Regions from separate parts of the Homo sapiens genome. Here all the other regions are linked to region 3. A link is a loop called in an ENCODE intact Hi-C map of the cell type or tissue named here. Cell type or tissue: PC-3. All regions are shown on one strand.

The links. A loop is a pair of places that touch in the nucleus more often than their neighbours do. Peaks named below come from ENCODE experiments on the same cell type or tissue, not always from the same donor. Only the 100,000 strongest peaks of a DNase experiment are listed, where the experiment ranks them.
Region 1: a loop joins it to region 3, with 2.7 times the contacts of the local background. A loop is called at or near these places in 73 of 110 quality-filtered maps.
Region 2: it touches region 3 in a loop (4-fold over the local background); 4 of 110 quality-filtered maps call a loop at or near these places.

The regions. Positions count from the first base shown.
Region 1 is chr11:13,331,444-13,339,443 of GRCh38, forward strand. The region is part of intron 3 of BMAL1 (basic helix-loop-helix ARNT like 1); the gene reads left to right. Among named protein-coding and RNA genes, the nearest start is that of BMAL1, 58 kb to the left of the region's middle. RefSeq lists a silencer at 2,219-2,513 and an enhancer at 6,821-6,990. In PC-3, CTCF peaks have their summits at 3,988 (motif pointing left) and 4,188; DNase peaks (open chromatin) are centred at 1,408, 2,378, 7,158, 7,938 and 1 weaker place; H3K4me3 peaks cover 2,355 bases; H3K27ac peaks cover 5,323 bases.
Region 2 is chr11:12,903,532-12,911,531 of GRCh38, forward strand. All of the region lies in intron 10 of TEAD1 (TEA domain transcription factor 1), which reads left to right. It also overlaps the pseudogene LOC124900312. Among named protein-coding and RNA genes, the nearest start is that of TEAD1-AS1, 15 kb to the right of the region's middle. In PC-3, no CTCF peak of the experiment used is centred here; no DNase peak of the experiment used is centred here; H3K4me3 peaks cover 489 bases; H3K27ac peaks cover 1,320 bases.
Region 3 is chr11:12,960,111-12,968,110 of GRCh38, forward strand. No RefSeq gene overlaps it. Among named protein-coding and RNA genes, the nearest start is that of LINC00958, 25 kb to the right of the region's middle. RefSeq lists a silencer at 4,179-4,238. In PC-3, CTCF peaks have their summits at 1,729, 4,132 (motif pointing right) and 4,350; a DNase peak (open chromatin) is centred at 4,141.

The DNA of each region.
Region 1 (8,000 bases), 370 kb after region 3:
TAAGTATTGCAACTTTGGAGGAGCCCTGGGAATGGATTGTTGAGGTGATTTCATAGGAATACGAAAGGGAGCATAGGACCAGGGCACAGGCCAGAGACAGGCAATCCCAAGTTCCCTGGAGTACCCTGCCCTTTTCTGGGAAAGCAAGTGGGTGGCATGAGTGCTATGTTCCCAATGCTCTGGCCCCACCCCTGGTAGAAGAATAATAACTGATCATGGTGGGTTTTTTCTGAGCCTCTGTATCTTTGAGTAGCATTCTGGTAGCCAATATCAGTGGACTGGTGCCAGCCTGTGTGGTGAACCTCTATCTCTTTCTTGCCCTGGGCTGCATGTCAGGCACAGTGCCTAAGCCGGAGTGGGCTTTGGGGAGTTACTTCTCTTTCTGAGGCTGGAAGGGGCAGAGGGACGTAGGGAAAACTTTGCTAGGGAGGGCAAACTGTGAAAGCCTCTGGAGAAGTCACCTGTTGGGATACCAAAGGCCAGCGGTTTTAGAGGATGCGAAGAGGCCGGGCGGGGTTGGTCTGGGCCTAAACTAAGGCTGTAGCGGCTAGCATGGAGAGGAACAAGCGACGGGGAGTGATTACGGATGAGGAAGACGTACTAGGATTTGGCTACAGACAGACAACCAACCAGAGAGTAAAAGACAGTGACATGCTAGGATGTGAACCACCTACTACAGAGAAGGTCAGAGGTGGGGAGGGAGGAATCAGGGCTGTGGGCAGATCCAGCAGCTGGGATCCAAAGCTGAAGCCCTTGGGTTATTGAATCCATTCTTTCTGAGAAGAGATGGTTGATCTTCCTGCCCAGGGAGTTCCTAGCCAGACTGGACAGTGGTTCTCAAACATGGTGCCAGGTGTTGTCAGATAGCAAACAATTAGTTTGTACACAGAATGTCCCCAAGGTCACCTACACATATTTGTTTTTCCTAATCTTTGATACCTACAGCCACTTACCTGCTTTCGAGTTCTCAGAGTTGAGAACATATAAATTTGCAGTAACAAGTGCACAGGAAATACTTGGAAAATGGCTGATGAGCTTTAGTTTGGAAATTTCATTTTTTTCTTGGATCTGGATTATAATTTCAGTACAAGCTAGCAATTTTTCTTGTTGGTAAAATAGTTTCTAGTTTTAAAATTATTTCTGTAGTTAATAAAGTTAACACTATTTCATGATGGAGGCTGCCCCAGCTCTGAACCAATTTTCAAAAGGCAGATTCTCCTCTTTCTCTCTCTTATTTCTTGCTCTTGAACATTTCACTGTGTTCTAGCAACTTTTCCTGTGTGTGACTCGGCCAGGAGACTGACTTGAGTAAGATCCAGGTCAAGGGGTTGTGTGGGTGGGTCGGTGGTAAGGAGGTGCTGAAGAACACTAAAACCTTTGCCTGAGAGGAGTCTGGGAAGTAGCCTGCGAACTGGAATGACCCCAGGCTTCCTGTCACGGTCATAGCCCATGGAGTTGGCAGACTTGATCACTCTATATTGTGTGCCCCCAGGTAATGGCATTAGTCATCGATACTGTCTTTTTTTTTTTTTTTTCTTTGAGAGAGAGAGTCTCAGTCTGTCGCCCAGGCTGGAGTGCAGTGGCGTGATCTCAGCTCATTGCAGCCTCTGCCTGCTGGGTTCAAGTGATTCTCCTGCCTCAGTCTCCCAAGTAGCTGGGATTACAGGTACATGCCACCACACCCAGCTAATTTTTGGATTTTTAGTAGAGACGGGGTTTTGCCATGTTGGCCAGGCTGGTCTCGAACTCCTGACCTCGGGTGATCTGCTCACCTCGGCCTCCCAAAGTGCTGGGATTACAGGCGTGATCCACTGCGCCCGGCCAATACTGTCTTTAAATCGTCCAGAGTAAGAAAATGTTGATAGCTTGTTGTCACAGCCCTGTCATTTTACACATTCCCTGAATTATTGTCTGGCACCAGCAGGTGTTCCAGAAACACTTTTGGTTCTTTGAGCCATTACTGGTCATTCCTGTCACCACTGCCACCACCAGATGTGGTTCTGAGAGCATTAAGTAAAAGTTTTGAAGGTTGTGTATGTTAAGACTGGTGCAAAGTCCATCCTCCTTCCTTCGGGCTGATCAGCCACACCCTGGCTATCAGCACTTATTTACTCATTTTCAAAGTGACAGAATGGTCCAGTGGGCAGGGGCATAAGGGGTCACTTCCTCTAACCACCCGCCAGTGCAGGAGGATCCCATCTGCGCAGTGGCTGCCCATGACAGGCAGTTCCCTAGCCCCAGTCGGACATCTCCGCACCAGGCATCCTGCTCCTGCTTTATGGACATCTTTGGCTCTTAAAAATCCTCCTTTATTCTGACCGCAGATCTGCCTTTTGGCAGTGTTTCCTTAGTGACCTAGTTCTGCTTTTTGTGGCAACACAGAACAAAGGTCGGTAGGCATGGCACAATTCCAGCTTAGAAGTTTGAAGGTAGTGCTCATGGACCCACATCCTTTCCCTCTCCACCCACTCTATCTCCCTCCACAAGGTTTATGTTCTCCAGTGCCTTCAGCCATTCTTTCTATGGCATGGCAGTCAGTATTAATCCCAGTAAAGGTAACATGTATCCAGAGAGTGCTTGCCATGGGCCAGGCACTGTTCTAAGCTCCGTACGTGAATTGTCTTATTTATGACTCAAAATCACCATATGAGGTGAGCCCTGTCATCATCCTCATTTTACCAATGAGGCAACTAAGGAACGAGGGCTCACATCTTGTCCCGAGCCATGCAGTCAAGCAGCAGAGCAGAGATTTGGGGCTAGGCAGTGTGACTCCAGAGCCCGTGCTCTTAGTTGTGGTGCAAGACTATCTTACAGCCTTTCCTGCATAGTGCCAAAAATAAGCCCATGGTGCACTAGACTTGGGCTGGCCCTGCTTTAACTTATTTTGCAAGAAATCATTAGACAGGAGCCTTAGTTGAACCATTTTCTGTGAAACCTTCAGAGTTTGTTTTGACAGAACAGACTGCAGGGCAGAGGCATCTGCACTGTCCCCAACAAATGGGTTCATCCTGTAGCTCTGCCAGGCCCCACAGGGTTCATAAAATGGTAGCTTTAGATCAAGGTGACAAATACAGGGCTCTTGATGTTTTTTTTTTTTTTCCTGAACATGGTGCCTGAGCAATAGGTTTCTTGTTTAAAGTGCTTAGTCATGGTTTTATGGCCAGAAAGTAGAAGGAGAGAGGTACCTAAGAATTGCAAAACTGGGTCATCTCTTCAAGTGCCTAATCCAATATTCAGTCTCAGAGAACAACTCCAGCAGTTACGGGGGTGGAAGGATGTGATGACCACCTACCATCCAAAACTGGGATGTAGGTGCCAAATACACATTCTCCTGAAATGATCCCTGGTGCCTCTAGCCAGGCTCTTCCAGGAGTCTAGAGAAAGATGGCCCATGACTTCATCCAGAGTCTTTGCTTCCTGTGCTCTGGGATGCCTGGGCTTTTCTGGCCACAGCCATACACTGACAGGGCCAGAAGGGCTGAGATGCTGGGATTGAACCATCTTTCTCTTTGTGAGTTGCTTTCCAGATAGCACGCATTCCGGTCACTATTTTCCAGAGATTTAAGCAGCAAAGTGAGGGACCCTCGGGCATCGACTCAGAGACCTGGAGGGGAGCAGCTTGAAGCAATGTAAAAAGCACTGGATAAAATCTGGTTCTACCAAAAATAGGGCTATGAGAGTTACCTCACCTCCCTGAAAGGTAATATCTTTATCTGAAAAATGGGGATGATAATACTACTAACCTGGAAGATTGACAGGAGGATTAGATGAGATTCTGCATGGACATAACAGTCCTTGGCATGATGTCTAGCAGTGAAGAAACATAAATATGAGAATAATAACTTCCTTCTTCCTCCGCTGTCTATTCCTTCTCTTATTCTAGTCCTGTCTGCTGTTGGGTTTTGTCTGTTGTTTTGGGTAAATAGCTAACCTCTCTGCCTCTTTTTGTCTGTAGAAATGCTACTGGTTCTGAATGGGTACTTCGCGCCCCCTATAGGACATCGTGGGAATGTGTGTGGGTGATCTGGATGTCACAGTGACCCAGACGAGGCTTTTACTGGGGGAAGAGGGGAAGGCAGGGGTGCTAGATATAATGCTTGGGGAACAAAAGATTGCCCAACATCTGCATAGCTGCCTAATGCTCAGTGCATTCTTGTGGGCAAAACCCTGCTTAAAATTATCTGGGCCTAGAGTCTGACTCCAATTAACACATAAACACAAATAATTTTTGCATGTTTTTAATATATACTGAATTTTCTGCGAACACAGCTACCAAGTATATAAGATTTACCTATTTGTTATGAATAGGTGCAAGCATTTCATATATCTTTCATGATGTTTTCTGGTGTAGCGGTGCCCCAATACTTACATATTGATTTACATGTTGTCTTATTTTTAACTATATTTCCTTTCTTCTTTGTATTACAGTTAGGGCATTATATTGATTATTTTTGGAATTATAAGTGTTGTAAGGTTATATTACTTACAGATTTCAAGAGAGCTAAAGACATATTTAAAATATTTTTATTGCATTTTTGACAATATGAAAGAGCAAGAGAGAGAGAGTGTGTGTGCGTGCATGCATGCACATGCTTACAAATTAGCTAGAAAAATCCTAAGACAGACTTTAAATGAAAAGAAATGGTTTCATAGCTCCTAGAAATGTCCTTTTACATAAGGATATGTAGTAGAAGTCCAAATTTTTAACTGCATTCATTGTCAGAGAAATGAGGTGTTTTGATGTTTCCCCTGTCCCTTTTAGAAAGTATATGATCCTAAAAGAGCCTGAAACAGTTTCCATTGTCATATTTTTTCATTTTTGCAATCTCTATTTTTTTCACTCCTCCCACCTGTGCATATATATATTTAAAAGCGTCCCCATATAGACTTTTAAAGAAAGAAAAGCCAGCCAGGCTCCCCACTCTTTACTAAGTTTGTTTTGATTGTTTTGTGGCCTCTGCCTGCACCTCGGCCTGAGTCAGACTGACTCTGGGAGCTGTGGGCAGGTCCAAGGGAAAGTCAAGGAGGTAATGAGGCTTCTCGTGGGGGCAACTTGTAGGCCAAGTTGGGTGGGTTGAAGTCAGTCTACCAGAAGCTTCCTGCCTCAAGCCTGGGCCTCTACCTGTCCTGAAACCTGAGGGCTCTCCAGTTGGACCACGAGGGTCTGACATCCAGGAGGATCCCCAGGAGAGAGCAACCGTCACTAGGGAATATGCTGCCCAGCACTGACTGTACTGAGCAGCAGTGTTGTGTGCCTGTTGGGTTGATGCCATGGATAGCCAGGCGTTCAGAACTGAACACGACACCTAAAAGGCAAACACGAACTGTGAATGTGCCAGTGTCAGATGCTGCCTTGGTGGTCATGTGTGGGCTGGCAGTAAGCTTTTGGTCCCTTAACACTCGCTGTTGGAAATTTCCCAAGGCTTTCATCTAGGGTAGCTGGTGTGTGATTTCCCTGTCCTTTGTTACTCCTATCTGGAAACTAGTTGAAATCTTTTCTATGATATTGATATAGTTACAGAAAATCTGAATACTTACTACTAAGTTTTATAGTTCTGCTTAGTTCAAAGTAACACAACCTCATAAGAGAAAGTTTGAAACAGGTAGAGAAATTGAAAGATGAAAATCACTACCCATTATCTCAGCCCACAAAGATAGCTACTATCAGCATTTTGGTTTGTTTCCTTTCAGTCCTTTCTGTGTTTATGAAATTTTATTATATAAATAATTCATGTCCAATATAGAAAAAGATGGAAAATTGAGAAATTATAACGTTAAAACAAAACTGACCCATCTCACCAGTTGGAGATGTCTTAATATTCTGGTGAATTTTTTTTTGTCTTTTTTCTATAGACACATAAGAAGACTGGGAAATATTGTGTATATACGTTTGTACCCTTTTTCACCAATGTATATCAATGTATATCAGTTCACTAATGAATACTAATTAAATGAAAATTTATTAAATGTATATCTATTTATATCTATTGATATATTAACAGATGCCAGTGCATATCTATTAAAAGAGTACTATGTAAGAGATGATGTTCTTAAACATAAAATTTAATTTAGGCATGAAATTACTTTGTCAAAAGATATATCAGTTTATATTCAGATATACAGTGTACTGACCTGCCCATTTACCACATCTTCACTAATACTGGTATTATCTTTAAATAGAATCTTTGCTAATATGAGCAGTGAAAGTGGCATATTATCTATTAAATTTTGACGGTTATGAGATTGAGCATGTTTTTGTATACTTACTGGTCTTTGTGTTTCATCTTTTGGGGTTTCCTATTCATAGTCTCTGCTTAGTTTTCCACTGAGGTATTTGCCTTTTTATTGATTTATAAGAGATTTTGTTTTGTTTTAACTCAGAAAAGGTAGTATTGCTTCAGTTGTCACAGAGCTTTGGAGTCAGACAGAGCTGGGTTTGAACCCTGGCTTTCCTACTTGTGAGCTGAGGGATTTCAGGCAATTTATCTGACCCCTCTCACAATTAATTAGTTCTTCTTTGAGAACTAAACGAAACAACACTGACTAGCATGAAAAAAAAGCCTGGTGTGTGGTTTCTGCCAATAGTTTTTGTGTTGTTATTTTTGTTGTGATTCCTGCACTGAGTATTTTCTCAGAAAAATGACCTTGAGCTGTACGACTCATGCCTGTTCAGACCCACAGACACATGATACTCACTATATCCAAAGCTCAGAAAAATGAAACTGAAATCACTGAAGTTTGTGGGTTTTTTTTTTAAATTCTTCTTGCCAGAAGGAGACAAATGAAGGAAAAAAAACAAGCCGATTTCATTTTCATTAAGAGGAATTTGTAGAGTTATTTCTGGGGTCAGGCAGGATACATTCAGACGAACATTTTAGATCTAGGGCTGGGAAGATCCCGAGACTCGTTATAGATTACATCATCTTCCTCCAAGTGCACTTGCCAGGCAAATGGACAAGTGCATTTTAGAAAGGTTTTCAGTTGTTCACGTTTAAACAGAAAGGATCACCTGGCTAACTTTTAGTTAACCCATTGAACAGATGTGCCATTCCCCCAGCCCATTGGTTATTCATGTCCTTGTTACTGGTTTTTGATATCCTTGCCCCGTAGGTGGGAGGAGGGATGGGTATGAGCCTGCCCTGCCCTCTTTCTCCTACTTGGGACAGAGCTGTTGCTTTTATTTGCTGAGTCACTGAAGCAATAGAGCATGTGCAGAGTCCCAGCCTGGAGGTGGGCATATCTGGGTTCCAGTCCCTGCTCTAGCCCTTCTCAGCTGTGTGATCTTGGACAAGTTGCCATACCTCTCTGAGCCTCAGTGTCATCTTCTATGTGATGTCGATGCCTCCCCCAAAAGGTCGTTACGAGGACCAAAGGAGACACGTCAGGGCAGGAACCATCCTAGGCACGTGTTTGATGCTCAGTAAACGGGACGTGGTCAGTGTTCAGAGTTGTGGGGGTGGCAGGTGACTGCTCTGTTTCACCTCCACTCACAGCAACAGGGCCTGTGGTGTCACCTAGACATCTCATAGGCATCCCACACTGAACATGTCCCAAACCAGCAGCTCCTCCCTGGATGGGTGGATGGTGTACAGGGACCTCTTCCTCCAGCTGTCACATGGGGCATGTACCTGGCAAGTGGCTTTGCAGCCCTAGCTGCCCCCTTGGCTGGGGGCCTTTGTGCAGTTCATGGACTGGGAGTCACCCCCATGTCTAGACCGTCAGGAAACCCATTGGCTTTTCCTTTAGAGCATACCAAGAATCAACTTCTCAGAACATAGCAAGAGTTGACTTTTTGTCACCCTGCCGTGGCCACTCAGACTGACTCCTCTTACACCTCACATCCCATTGATCAGCACAGCCCCTGGAAATATGTCTAGAATCCAGCTGCTTCTCATCACCCCCACACCTAATACAGAGGGCTGAGTCATAGCATCTCTTCCCCGGACTGTTGTAGCCGTCTCCTAACTCAGCTTCCTGCCCTGCTTTTACACACACACACA
Region 2 (8,000 bases), 57 kb before region 3:
AGTCCAGGCACAGTGGCTCACGCCTGTAATTCCAGCACTTTGGGAGGCTGAGGCAGGGGTATTACATGAGCTCAGGAGTTTAAGACCAGCCTGGGCCAAATAGTGAAACCCTGTCTACGAAAAATACAAAATTAGTCAGGCGTGGTGGTGCACACCTGTAGTCTGAGCTACTCAGGAGGCTGAGGTGGGAGGATAGCTTGAGCCCAGGAGGTCGAAGCTGCACTGAGCTATGATTGTGCCCCTGCACTCCAGCCTGAGTAACAGAGCAAGACCCTGTTCCAAAAAAAAAGAAATTTGGATAGTAGATGTAGCCTTCTACTTATATTAATGGATGTTGGATCTGTAATACACATGGACAACCTGAAAAAGCGATCACAGTCACATTTTCCTTTTCTGAATTGGTGGCTGCCTTCTAGTAATTTGGATGGTGGTTGGAGATCAGTTATATGGTAACAGGGTAGCTTTCAAAATGTGGCCTGCGAACCCCTAGGGAGTTCCTTGATATCATTTTAATGGGTTGACAAGGTCAAAACTATTTTTGTTATAATACAAAGACATGATTTGCCTTTTCCATTCTGCTTATATTCACACTGATGGTACAAGAGCAGTGGGATAGAACTGCTTTAGTATGAATCAGAGCAGTGGCTTTGCTGCTAAAATTCATGCAGTTGAAAAAAAAAGTCCTTCATGAATTTTATTACAACCTAGAGTACACATTGAAAGTGAACACATAAGTTTTATCACATCAAGGAAAACAAATGACATTATTTGTTGCCAAAGATAAAATTTGGGCTTTCAAATGAAAATTAGAATACTGGGAAATTTGTGCCTACCTTAGTGAACTTCTCAGTACTTAAAGACTTTTCTGATGAGATCCACGATGATATTGACAAAATGTAATTTGATATTGTGTTAGAGCAATGGATTTTAATGTAACAGAGTTGGAAAAATTCATTGATATGGTTTCAGACTCCATATTCCAGCCTACCATTAAGAAACTACTACTGCTTGTTGACTTTTGATATAGTATCAAAGGAAAATGACCACTGTTATCTGAGGAGTCTGTCACATAATGTAAAGCAGCACTACCTGTCTCACTAATTTTTTAAAAATACAGGCATGTTTAATTTTTTTAAAAAGATGTATATCAACATGTAATTAGCTTATTATTTCTTAAAATGAATGAATATTTTAAAATTTGCTCAGTTTTAATTTCCAGTACAGAAAATATAGATATAACCTGTAGTAAGCAAAAGGTCTTTGAGGTCCTCAATAATTTATTTGGTCCTGTTTGCAGTATCGTACATGATCACCAAACTGCTGCTAGAATGCTCACACCTGTTACGGCAAATTCAAAACCCAGGAAAGGCGTCTCCTGGGAATTTACTTGAGGTCAGGGTCAGGCTGTCTGGTACATCAATAATTTATTTACGAGTGTAAAGGGGTCCTGTGATCAAAAAGTTTGAGAGCCACTATTTTAAAGGATGTAAAAAGGGGTTGTTTATCCAAGTGAATGAAAAGCTAATTCGGAATTATAGAATGTTATGAAGAGAAACCATTTTCAGTAATTTCAAATTCAACAGTAGTGTTTTTAAATAAGGTTTCTGATAATTAGCATATTGTTTGAATATAAAGTAGCATAGAGTGCGCTTAGAAAGTCTTTTTTGGTTTTGCCTCCAAAATTGCCCTTATTTTACCCAGTGGATGATTTTAATAAATGTTTTCCATGGTGGGGCCCTTCAGTCATGAATCCTCAAATAACAAAGTCTAGATTGCAGATGTTTAGAGTATGGTAGCTGTTGGGAGATGTGCAAATTTAGAAACAGTTACTCCGAGATCAGATACTTGTTTATTAAGATTTGCAGAATTAAAATGGAGAACTTCCATGAATATGATAGAAAACATCACTCCTTCAGTAGAGTTGTTAGGAATATTTAACCTTTATAAAGAAATTCAGTCATAACTATGTTAAAATAAAGGAGGGAAGGCAATTTAAATTCGGTTTGCAATTTGAAATGTCATTGGCTTCCTCTAATGACTCAGTAAGAATGAATTACATTTAGAATATCTATCCTTGGATATCAGTAGGTGCTTCCAGTGGGTGTTTCCGAAGTAGGTTTAACACTCCCTTCGAAATATCTTTTAGCAATATGCTTAGCAGATGTGCTTATTTTTGTTACAACAGAGACTCTATACCCAGTCCTTTTCTTCTCTCTTTTTCAAATGGCCTAAAGTCTCTAGGCTGTCAGTATCAGCCTGACTCTTACCTGTTTATTTGATCGTTCCTGAATTTGGTTTTCAGAATATCTGCTACGTCCAACCTGGGCTCGGTCAGGCTAGACCACGTGAGGGGTTTGCTATGGAAGAATACTATGTGTTACCTAAAGTACCTGCATTTAAGCCCCAGATGCAGGCACCTCAGTTCTGCCAGTTGACACTTGGAGGCGAATGGGATGGTGATGAGCCAAGTAGTAGTCACTCCACTGATTTTAGGGTGGAAGATTCTACTGGCATCCCAGGCCCCAGAGCATAAATGAATAACAGAGTCAAGGATGCCAGCATGAGTACCCCTCTACCATATAAGCTTTACAGTGTCTCATGCCTTCATGGTGTGGGACCCCTTAAAGCCCGTATGAATGGCTGTTTATCTGTTAAGATCTTTCTAAAGAGCCTTATTGAGGTATAATTTATATACTATAAAGATCACTCATGTTAAATGTACAATTTAGGCCTGGCGTGGTGGCTCACACCTGTAATCCTAGCACTTTGGGAGGCCGAGATGGGCAGATCATGAGGTCAGGAGATCAAGACCATCCTGGCTAACACGGTGAAACCCCATCCCTACTAAAAATACAAAAAATTAGCCGGGTGTGGTGGCGGGCCCCTCTAGTCCCAGCTACTTGGGAGGCTGAGGCAGGAGAATGGCGTGAACCTGGGAGGCGGAGGTTGCAGTGAGCCAAAGATCACGCCACTGCACTCTAGCCTGGGCGACAGAGTGAGACTCCTTCTCAAAAAAAAAAAAAAAAAGAAAGAAAGAAAAGTACAATTTAATTATTTTTAGAAAAATTTACAGAGTTGCATAATCATACTAAAATCCAGCGTTGGAATTTGTCTGTCACCCCGCGAGGATCTCCTGTGCCCATTTGTAGTTAGTTCTTATTTCCACCCCCAGCCCCAGGCAACTGTGGATCTACTTTCTGTCTGGATCAATTTGCCTGTTCTAGACATTTCATATGAATGAAATCATTCAGTGTATTGTTTTTCACAGCTGGCTTCTTTTACTTTTGTTGTATTTGAGGTGCATCCTTTTTATTGTAGAATTAGTGTCCCATCCAATGTATATACCACATTTTGCTTTGTTCATTCACTGGTTGATAGGCATGTGGATCATTTCCACTTCAGGCTATTATGAATAATGGTGCTATCGAGTCTTTGTAGACAAGTCTGTGTGGACATACCGTTTCATCTTTCTTGGGGAGCTACCTAGGAGTGGAATTGCTGGGTCCTACGGTAACTCTATGTTTAACATTTTAAGATACTGCTAAACTTCTTTTTTATGTGGTTGTACCATTTTACATTCTCACCAGTAAGATCTTAGGGGTTCTTCTCCTTCAGCCATTATGTCTGCAAGTATTGGGGTACAGATTACAGGGGACATCTTAGATGAGGGGCTGGTAAGCAAAGGCACTGAGACAGGGTGTGTGTAACGTATGCTTCAGGTGCATTGAGGTGTGTTGCAGCTGAATCTTCACTGGTAATGGAAAGATAGGTGAGTAGAAAAATTTGGAAAGAGAAGGAATCCAGAATTTAGTTGTGACAGCAGTAGGGAGCAGTCGGTGTTTTAACAATTTTTCAGTCAACAGAGTAATGGGATTCTTTTTACTGAGTGTTACAGAGACTCTGCATTTTGCCTTTTCTAGTTTTATTATATTTTCCTTTTCATGACAGCCTCTTACTCATTTCCTTTCTATTTCTTTTGCCCTCTTTTTATTTACTCCTATGTGTTTTAATTCTACAGCGTATTTAATTACAAAGAGAGAAAAGGTGATTTTGCAGGAATGGAAGGGAAGGGAAGAGGTTCCTCTCTTTTTCAGCAGTACCTGAACCTGACGCTTAACTGGTACCTTCTTTAAGCCAGGCACTGTGCCAGGGCTAAGCACATACTTGATATTATTTAATCCTTGTGAGATACATGTGATGAGTCCCACTTCACACATGAAGAAATCAAACCATACAAAGGCAAAGTGACTTCTGTGACATCATATTGCTAGTAAATGCCACATCTGCTAGACTCCAGAATCCATGCTCTTTGTGTAAACCTGTGCATGGCCTCTTCAGGGAGCACGGTTCTGTCACTAGAAACCATCCCAACATAGCTTCACTTAAATGGAAGCTAATGGTGATTGCTGAAGGATAGCAGCCTTGGTAGTTTCTCTTTGAAGTCCTGTCATTATGAGATGCTCTGGTGTGTTTACATGGGAGCTAAGGTGTATTTTCATATATATGTTCTGTATATTATTATGTTCTGATTTTTTTTAAAAAGCCTTTCTTGCTGGGAAAAGACTGGCCTTTCTGGGTCTAGCCAATTCTTAGAGTAGGAACATGATTCTGTCTAACAGAGGATAGTCCAGGAGCCTGCTTTTCATATGCAAACCAACCAGTCCAGAACCAGACCTCCTCTATGTGGTCCAGGCACCCCAGGATACAGTGTTCCTCTGCCCTAATCATTCCCTGGAATGGTACCAGACAACTAGGGACCACCTCTGAAGCTTAGAGCCAGCTGGAGTTATTCGAACTAGTCAATCCTTAATTGGTCATTCTGTTTCCCCTGCCCTGCCCATGGAAAGCCCAGGAAAGGCTCTGGTCTAAGCTGGCCTCTTGTCTTCTGCCTCCTGACCACCCTAGTATCTTTCCATGTGGCCCTTGATGGCCTGCCATGCTTCCTGTCTTGGGGACCTTTGAGTGTAATAAATTTTTTTCCTGAACTTCTCCTGTGCTCTGTGGCCGCACCTGACTGACCATCACATAAAAGAATACAAAACGTAAGGTGAATAAACTATTACCAGGAAATTCAGGTTGGAGTCTAAGTCTTAACTAGACAAGTTAGTGAGATCCTGCAACTACCATTAGGAGAAAGCAGTGTTGTTTTTATATTATGATTATGAAGGTATAACATTCTAGACAGTTGGGAATATATAATTTTTAATTCAGTCCTAAATGCATCATGAATATAACCTAATGTGATACATATTTATGTAGTTTTGATCAAGGAATACGTGAAATCTGACACTCCACTTTTATACCTTATGAAATATCATGTTAGCTATATGTCAGTATACTTCAAATTATCTGTTTTTTTTTTTTTGAGACAGTGTTGCTCTGCTGCCCAGGCTGAAGTGCAGTGGTGTGATTTACACACATGGTTATGTGTGTAAATAACCATGTTGCTTTCTAAAATAGTTGTAGCAGTTACTCTCTCAGGCCATGCATGAATAGACCAGGCATCTTCATCAGCCTTGACTGGTGCAATTTAAAACAAAACAAAAAACAATCTTCTATTGTCACTTGTTATTTGAGTTCTTCTACATCTGCTTTTATTTTTTCTTCCTACTCAAAAGTCTTCGATTCTTCCTCATTCTCTGTAGAAACAATGATTACTATTAAGGTTGAAATACCATATTTCTTCAATTCTGAGACATGGACTTGTTCCCATTTCAACAGTTCTAAAATTGGAATGCTTCTGTCAGTTGATATCCAAAGCACTTTGCCACATTTTCTTTATATCCAGTCTATTATTGAATACTATGCAGCCATAAAAAGGAATGAGATCATGTCCTTTGCAGGGACATGGATGAAGCTGGAAGCCATCATCGTTAGCAAACTAACACAGGAACAGAAAACCAAACACCACGTGTTTTCACTCATAAGTGGGAGTTGAACAATGAGAACACAGGGACACAGGGAGGGGAACATCACATACCAGGGCCTGTTGCGGGGTGGGGGGCGAGGGGAGGGAACTTAGAGGACAGGTCAATAGGTGCCACAGACCACCATGGCACACGTATACCTATATAACAAACCAGCACGTTCTGCACATGTATCCCAGAAATTGAAGCAAAATTAAACAAAAAAGCATCTTCTCCACCCCTAGGCAGAGGAGTAGGTTGTGACTGGTTATTATCACCTGACCCTGGCCAGCATAGAAGACATCTTGCCATTCCCTGGACACCTTAGTTGAGTTATTTGCACTTTATAGTACCATAGCAGTTGAATTTTAGCTTAAATTTAAATCCCTAATTAAACCATCTCGGAAAATTACGCATTGATGTGGCATTGAAATTGTTATTATGGTTCAAGAGGAGTTTTGGAACCAGATTTTTTATAAATGAGGCAAGTACTTGTACTGGCAGCTAGTCATACTTCTTTTTTCCTTACAAAACATGATCAGGTGCTGTGTAGGCTCTAGGAAAGAGGGATGTCCACCCACAAATGGATGAAGCTGTGCTTCATTGCAGCATTGAGATTCAGGCAGATGGATTGCCAGTGACGTGGCAGACAGTGCAATTAATGTAACAAAATGTCAACAGCCTTGGGAATTGATCATAGATTGAATTCCCAGAGCTAGAAGACATGAGTATGATTCAGTCATGCATCCCGAAGGACAAAAACCCAAGTGTAGCTCACAGCTGACTGTCAAAAGCAGTTAATTTCTAGCTATATGAAGTTTACAGAAGGAAATAAAATTACAGATTTAACCAAATAAGACATGCAATTGAGACTAATACCTTTGGAGGGGCCTCAGAATTCTATTTCCTGTCCTAATAATGTTCAAGGGTGTCAAGATTGGAAACACTGCTCTAAAGAAAGCTGTATGCTTTTAACATTCTATTCATAAACATTATAACCCAAAACTATTCATAATAATAATTAGTACAGTAAAGGCTTAGTCTTAAACTTTGATTGGAATAATAAAGAAGAAAGCAATATGAAAGTGAAATCTTACGGATTTGTATCATGTTGCCAGGTTATAACAAATTTTTAAATATACATTTAATATTTCTGCTTTCACTCTAATCATTATCAAATTAGTCATATCTTAGAAACCAGGATATATGATGTTATCCTATACTTATTTAAAATTGTTTTGTATTTTAAAATTCTTGGGATTATGATCATTCAGTGTAAACAATACTGTCTACATAGTTACTTAATTTGCTTTTTTTTTTTTTTTTTGAGATGGAGTCTCGCTCTGTCTCACAGGCTGGAGTGCAGTGGCACAGTCTCGGCTCACTGCAACCTCTGCCTGTCGGGTTCAAGCGATTCTCCTGCCTCAGCCTCCCGAGTAGCTGGGATTACAGGCACCTGCCACTGTGCCCAGCTAATTTTTGTATTTTTGGTAGAGATGGGGTTTCGCCATGTTGGCCAGGCTGGTCTTGAACTCCTGACCTCAGGTGATCCACCCGCCTTGGCCTCCCAAAGTGCTGGGATTACAGGCGTGAGCCACCATGCCTGGCCAATTTACTTTCTTAACCTATTATTTTTAAAGGAAGAAAAAGCAAGCCTACTTTTACTAACCATAGCAGATGTGAGAAGATTTTATAAAACAAAAAAAGGGGAAGCAAGTTACCTGGAAAGAGGACAGCCATTAGAAGATGCTTTTGTCTTGGTAGAAATGAAATCACATTTGTTCAACAAAATGACAGTCACTCTACATAAAACTGGGTTTTATTTAAAGAGAAGAAACTGGGCGCACAATAACCCAGCAGAACAGACCCCACCCCCATTGGAGTCTCAGCTTGTTTCTAATTGTATTCTGCATGATTTAGATTGGAATTGTAGACCTGAGTCTGTCATTTGGAACCAAACGTCCTGTTGCTATTCATGGAAGAGGGAGTTAACAATACGAAATCGTTTGCTTTCCACATGTTTTGAACTGCTATCAGGAAGGAGGGGCCTTTCAGCTCAATAAGTTTTCCATTTCTCCCTACTTCTGTCTCATC
Region 3 (8,000 bases):
AACATAATATCTTCAAGGTCCATCCATGTTGTCGGAATTTTCTTTCTTTTTTAAGTAAATATTCCATTGTATTCCACATATGTATGTATATATGTGTTTGAGACAGGGTCTTGCTCTGTCACCCAGGCTGGAGTGCAGTGGCACAATCACAGCTCACTGCAGCCTCAACCTCCTGTGCTCCGGTGATCTCCCACCTCAGCCTCCTAGTAGCTAGGACCATAGGTGTGCACCACCATGCTCAGCTAATTGTTGTACTTTTTCTAGAGATGGGGTTTCACCATGTTGCCCAGGCTGGTCTTGAACTCCTGGGCTCGAGTGATCCTCCCACCTCAGCCTCCCAAAGTGCTGGGTTTACAGGCATGAACCACTGCACCCGGCCCCATTGTATTTATATACTATAATTTAATTATCCATCAGTAGACACTTGGGTTGCTTCTGTCATTTTCTTTCTTAAAAAGTATTTTGGAGACTATCATAAATAAAAATGTTTTAAAACTCCATTTTGAATTGTTCATTGCAAATATATAGAAATTCACTTGACTTTGGCATATTGACCTTGTATCCTTTAACCTTGGTAAACTCACATATTGTTCTAGTAGCTTTTTTTAAACCATTATATGACCTTGTCATCTGCAAATTTAGACAGTTTACTTTTCCCTTTCCAATATGTATGCCTTTTATTGCTTTTTTTAAAATCTTTTTAAAAATATTGAACTGACTGGGACCTTCGTACAAAATTCAGTGTTAGTAGTGAAAGTGGGTATTCATGCCGTCCTTGTTTCTAATCTTAGGAGGAAAGAATTCATTTCTTCACAATTAAGTATGATCTAAATAGTGGATTTTATAGCATGAGAACAGTTATAATAGTAGCTTTAAAATCCTTGGTGGATAATTCCAACATCTGGGTCATCTTGGAGTGAATCTCCGCTATCTTTTCCCTTGAGAATGGGTCCCACTTTTCCAGTTCTTCATATGTCGAATAAGTTTGGATTGTACACATTATAAACGTTAAGTTGTGGAGGCCCTACATTCTGATAAGAGAACACCTTTTCTCTAATAGGTTTTGTTTATTTTGTTTTAGCAGGCATTTTTTTGTGATTGAACTCTAACTTCAAACTCTGTTTCTCAGGTGGCAGGTCCAGTCTCTTTTAGACTCTTTTGTCTCTGGCTGAGATGCTTTTGTTTTTGCTGTGTGTGTCCGTGGTTTGGGATCAGCCACAGACAGGAGCAGAAAGAATTTGGGAATTCCCTCTTTGGCTCTTTCTCTTCCAGAACTCTTTCTTCTCTCTTTTGGCAGTTATAGTTGCCCTGAACTCAACCTTCCATTTTCATAGTCCAAAAAGATGGCTGTTTTTCCACCAGCACCACACCTGGTTTGCACAATGGCTGCACCTGCCTCCAAGCTAAAAACAGCAAAAATGGGCGCTCACTTCCTGTAACATCTTTTCTTTATTGCGTGGACTTCCCACCAGAATCTGCCTGCTCTGTCCACTTTCCATTGTTTTCAGGTAGCTGCATTTTGTATTATGTCCACCTAGAAAAACCACATCCAGTCATTCCTGGAAGCAGAAGTCTGGTATGATGTGTTAAGGACAAATATTAAGATGCCTCTCTCCCTCTTTTTTTTTTTTTTTTTTGCAGTATTTAGATGCTTTTTTGTTGTTGCAGGTTTTCAGCTCCGGCATGGGCTTCCCTATTCTGCTGTGAAATTAATATGACATCTAGTGGCTTGGTAAAGAAGATCTGGACTGATTTTAATGGACACATCTGGATTTGGGGCTTCTTAGGTGTGGAGGTGGAGACAGGGGCCAGTGGTTACCATTACGTTTCAATGGTTGGTTTTTAAGAAATATTTGTTGGAAAACAAAAACTGACACACATAAAGACCTTGAATTCAATCTACTCCTTAATAGTTAGGAAAGAAAGAAGAAGGGAGGGAAAGAAAATGGAAAAGAAAATAGGAAAGAAGGGTAAGAAAAGAGAAAAGGGGCTGGATGTTGTGGCTCATGCCTGTAATCCCAGCACTTTGGAAGGCTGAGGTGAGAGGATCACTTGAGCCCAGGAGTTTGAGACAAGCCTGGGCAACACAGGAAGATGACCCCATCCCTAAAAACAGTTTTAAAAATTAGCTGGCATGGTGGTGTGCATCTGTAGTCCCAGCTACTCGGGAGGCTCAGGTGGGAGGATCACCTGAGCCCGGGAGTTCAAGGCTGTAGTGAGCCGTGATCACGCCACTGGACTCCAGCCTGGGTGACAAGAAATGAGAGGAAGAGAAGACAGAAGGCAGGAGGAGAAGGAGAGCTGGGATGATGTGGGCAAAGGGCGTTCAGGGAAGAGGAAGCAAAGCTAAGGGCCTAGAAATATGAAATAACCTGACAGATCCAGAAACAGGAATTGGTGGGAAATATGGCTTATAAAGTGGTCTGGGCCTGCGCGAGAGCTCTCATGGCGTGGGGTGGAATCCACATTCTGTACAATGGGCACGGGGCAGCCCTTCGAGGGCATCACCATCAAGGGAGTGCCCTGGATCCTCCGTGCTCATGTCCACTCCTTGCCTCTCCCCTCCTCTGCAGTGCAAGGAAACTCAGCCCTGTTGCCGGTCTTCTCCAGGTGCTGAATCAGCTGCCTTTCGCTGAGTGGCCAGTGGAAGGTTCTGGTAGGAAACAGGGTGGGAAGAAGGGAGAAGTTAGGGTCTCATCCCGTCTCTCTCCATCTCAGGTGGCATATCCAGCAGTGGCTCTTTTTCCTTCATAGCTCCAGCTCCTGCCAGAGGGACCCTCACAGGTTCTGGCTCCTGCCAGTGATCTGGCTGGGGGATCTGGGAACAGCACCTTACCCCTTCACTCCTTCATCCTAAGAATGGCAGTGACTTTGTATTCCTGAGAATCTTGGGATTTCTCTTCCCAGCACCTCCACCAATTCCCTGCATCAGATTCCCTTTGTTGTAACTACTTGGAGTGGTGTCTATCTTCCTAGTTAGCCCCTGAATAATATCGGGGGGACACTGGCCCCCCACTGCTCTGGTTTCCACACAGAGGGCTTTTTCTCTAAATCCTCCTGGCGTCTTGCTCTGCTCCTTAATCCTCCCGATGGAAGTGTGCTGAGTTAGCTAACTAGTGGGTGACAGCAGTCGGCCCACACTCTCATTTGCGTGGATCTCTCCTGGTGGAACTGGGGAGTGCATTTTAGCATGCTCATCATTGCCAAGCTCTGTCCTCCAGAGTAGTCTGTTCTGTAATGCAGGTGATATTTTAATCTCCATCTGTCTGACTCCCTGAGTCTGAATTGGTTCCCAAGGCTGGGACAAGGAGTCCTGTTTTTTTGTTTGTTTGTTTTTTTGTTTTTTTCTTTCTCAAACTCCAATAGCAAGGAAGTGGAAAAAAGATTAGACTTTTGGCCCGGCGCGGTGGCTCACGCCTATAATCCCAGCACTTTGGGAGGCCAAGGCAGGCGGATCACGAGGTCAGGAGATCGAGACCATCCTAGCTAACACGGTGAAACCCTGTCTCTACTAAAAATACAAAAAAATTAGCCGGGCGTGGTGGTGGGCGCCTGTGGTCCCAGCTACTTGGGAGGCTGAGGCAGGAGAATGGCGTGAACCTGGGAGGTGGAGCTTGCAGTGAGCCGAGATTGCGCCACTGCACTCCAACCTGGTGACAGAGCAAGACTCTGTCTCAAAAAAAAAAAAAATTAGACTTTCAGTACCACTACATTATAGCCAAGAGAAACTGATTCCCCTCAGCCTGGCATATTAGGGAGAACCTTACCTGCAACTCCTCTCCCCACATATTCTCCTAAACTTAGACTCTTCAGGAACCACTGAGACTCTGTCATAGCCCTGACGTGCAATGTCAGGAGCAGGGAATAATGAGGCCAGCTTCAGAGTGTGGGAGATAGTGGCACAGGCCCCACCCTCACAAATGTCCACAGCTTAGCTTAATACTCTGTTCGCTGTCTTGAAACTCTCACTGTTTTTAAGAAGTTGTCCCACATTTTCATTTTTTCGCCAGACCCCTCCGACTATGTGGCTTTTCCTGGTACTCCCTCCCTCTTGGGCGCCCAAGCTCCTTGGATTGTTAAGGCTGGCGGTGCTGCCCAAAGCATCCCCCCCAGGACTTCTCGATATGGACAGCAGAGGGCAGCAAACTGCCATTTGAGGGCTCCTCACCCAGGACGACCCAGGGGTTTGAACCTGGCTTTATCCACGTGGGGTGAGAGGGGTGGGAGGAGGGTGGTATTAGTTGTTTGCGTGTTTTTAATAATTGAAAACCAGAAACCCGACACTCTGAGCACCACTTCAGGTGATGTGCTGTGTGGCATTTTCTGCCCTTGTGGAGTCCAACCATCCATTCTGAAACAGAGCAGTTCCTTTGACCTTGACAGTACAGTAAGTTAACGTTGTCCTTAGGTTCTCGGAACTACAACTTAAAGGGAAACCAATTTTACTACAGGCTAATGGCTATAAACTAGAGTTGAGTTCCTACAGTATATTTCAGGTCACAAAAACATCAGCAAACTTCTAGGTAAAGACTCAAAACACTTCTAATACTAAACACTGAAATAAATGTGAGCTATACATGCATTTGATGAATAAAAACAAGATCATTATTTACTTAGTAATTCCAGTTCAGGGTAATGAGTGCTCGAAGCCCCTCCTGGCAGCTCAGGGCACAAGGTGGGACCCAGCCCTGGATAGGATGCCATTCCCTCACAGGGCGCACTCACCCACACCCACGCTCGCTCCGACTGGGACCATGTAGACACACCAGTTCTCCTAATGTGCACATCGCTGGGATGTGGGAGGAAGTGGTAGTGCCTGGAGAAAACCTATGCAGACATGGAGAGAGAGTACAGACTCCACACAGAGTGTGGCCCCAGAAGGCATGGATTTTTTTTTTCTTATCCATGTTCTAATGAAATGGTGTAGGCTGGGCAACGCAGTGAGACCCCCATCTCCACAAAAAATTTAAAAATTAGCTGGGCATGGTGGTGTGTACCTGTGATCCCAGCTACTCAGGAGGCCGAGGTGGAAGGATCTCTTGAGCCCAGGAGGTTGAGCCAGCATTGTGTCACTGCACTCCAGCCTGGGTGACAGAGCAAGACCCTGTCTCAGAAAAACAAAAACAAAAACATGACATTATTTGAGGACCTGCTGTGCAAGCTAGTGGCCAGCATGTGCAGTGCCGCATGTCCCACGCTGCTCCTGATAATATCTAGATCAACTACAAAGAGTCTTCCAGGGGGTCTTCCCTGCATGGGGTCTTCCATATATCACCTCTAATCCTTACGGTACCTTAACAAAGTCTGTATTTTTATCTGCATTTCCCTGATGAGGAAACTGGACTCAAAAATGTACTTGATGTAACTTGTCCTAGGTCATACAACTGTGAAGTAGAAAAAGCTGGATTCAAATCCAGGTTTTACCTAGTCCACCTAGTGTCTAAAAGGTATGCTCCTTCTACAAGTCCAATGTGCCTCTGTGATGCATAAAAGGGACAATGACATTTTGTCTTGCCTTTACTTTGTAGGGTGAAGTTCTTGTCTGAAATAACAATCCCTAGGGCGGTGCCCCAGCCCTCTCCAAGGCACAGTGGACACCTGTAAACAGAAAAGCTCTCATGCACCAAATGCCTGTGATCTGGGATTGCATCTGTCATCAGGCAAAACAATGAGAGAAAAATGTATTAAAATCTTTTTGTTGTTGTTGTTATAATAATCCAACGGCCCATGCTACTCTCTCCTAAAGCCTCAAGTTCTCAGGAAAAGCTCATCATTGATTTGAGCCTAATGAAAACCGTCTTTGGTGAGCATGCTTCCACATTCCCAACCAGCTTGTAACAGTTCTATAGAAATGTGTTAAATTCAGAAGCTACTTAGAAGGCTTCCTAGCCTCCTAAGGCATCCCCAAAGCATGTCAATATCAGAATAAGACAGAGCTGACATTTTTCCTATTAGAAATGTTGTAGTCCTGGAATCGCAAACTCAAATGCACACCAGGGTCAGGCAAAACTTACAAATGCACGAAGCAGATCTGCTGTAACAGGCAGTATGTGCCTCACTGATGGGCATTCACAATGAAAACAAAAGTGCCGTGTGACTTAGCCCATCTGAGGGGTGAGGTTCATTGAGCCCATTATCTTTTGCTTTGCCTTAGTGGCTAGGGAATGCATGGCTGAACGACTATGGGTAGTGACAGTATGGGAAGGAGCGCTGTGTAGTGGCTAAGGCTGAGGGCTCTAGAATTACCCAGCAGGTTCAAATTCAGGTTCTATTATTGAGTAGCTGTGCATCTTTGGGCAATTTACTCCAGTTCTCTGAGACTCCATTTCTTTATCTGTGAAATGGTTTACCATGCAGTGTTGTGAAAAGTGAATGGGAAGGTGGATGCCAAGTGTTGACAGGACTCACACATGGAGGCTGTCATGCTATTCTCCTCCTCCAAAGTCGATCTGGAGTTTGGAAAGCAGGTATTCTGCTCCAGCAAAAGATGCTGCCTTGTTTCATGTTTAAATACCTTCTCCTGTGTCATGCTTTACATAAGCCCTTCAGCTGTTTTCAGAAGATAATTACACATTTTAAGTTCAACAACAATGAGTAAAATGGCCTTCCTTTGTTCCCTTTGCCTTCTCTTTAGCCCTTTGGGCTGAGGAGAGTATCTTGCCTGGAGTTGCTGGTAGGAAGAGAAGACCCTCCTTTATCCCAGGATGAAACTGCACATGGACTTTCTTGAATTTCACTGAGATAAACACCAGAGAAGCAAGTCCTGTTGCAACCCCCCAAAGCAACCTCTGTGAACCTGGGAAGGGGCACCTGCCAGATTCCCACAGTGTCAGAGTCCCCAAGAATGGGACCTCCTGCAGAAGCCCCCCAAGGACAAAGCTGAACCCTTCCCTGCTGAGCTGGGCTTCAGCCAAGAGGCCTTTTAGCAAAGGATTACAGTTCCAGCTGGGATCAACTGACTCCCTGAGGGATGAGAGGCAAGTTTGTCTGGGAAAGGGTCTGAGTTGGCAAGATCTGGGATGCTGGAGGGGCTCCTGGAAGGGAGGAAAATTTCCCTCCTCCAATGCTCCAAACACCTGGTTTGGACGAAACTCTGCTCTTCAACACAACCTGTGTACCTCTTTTTCTCTACACCTAACAAGGAAAGAAAATCAATGTGGTCATACTTCTGGCCATCCCAAACTCTGAATCCAAACTGGGGGTCTCCCACAAGACTCTATTTCTGTGGCCAGGACGCCCAATCCTGTCTGAAACTTCTTAGCATACAAAGTACAATGCACCTATTTTAAAACTTGGAGCCAGGTTTCAAAGGTGTTTTGTGTATTGTTTTACAATTAAACTATGAAGATCATCTATATTTCGTGGATGTAGATACAGGTGTTTGTGAACAGGGGTGGTAAGGCAGATTTATCAAAGTGATTATCACATTGAAATGTTAGAAGCTGCCTCCAATCCTTTTTGGAATGAGACTGGGTATGAAAATCAATAGGTAAATGCAAATTTAATTAAAATATGTGTCGATCAGTATCAACTGGCTCTAAGACAAGAGCTTTGAAAGGGGATTTATGCAGAAAAAGCCAAGTTGTAGGAACATAGGGAGCCAAGGCATTGGTTTCTAGATTTGGAGGGGAGATATGTAAAGTACTGGGGTTGGGCCTTGAATGTATTCACTCTCAAACTATCATCATGAGTCCCTGTCGGTAGGTGGTCTGGGGCAGGCTGGAGAGCCTGATGAGGTCAAGTCCATGGTGGGAAGAGGGACTGAATTTCCCCTGAAGAGAGCCTGCTATTCTTAGCACAGAATGGGAGAACTTGAGCACTTCACCCTTGACTCTTCCCTTCCTGCTCTTTCTCCTTCAGCCTCTTTTCCTTCTGCCTCCCCACACCCTCTTTGAAGCTCCAAAGTGGAGTAAGTGGCATTCCATATATACCTTTTCTTCCTCAGAACTTTGCCAACAGGATGAGGAGCCACCTTCAAGTGGAAACTTGAAGTCCTTTTC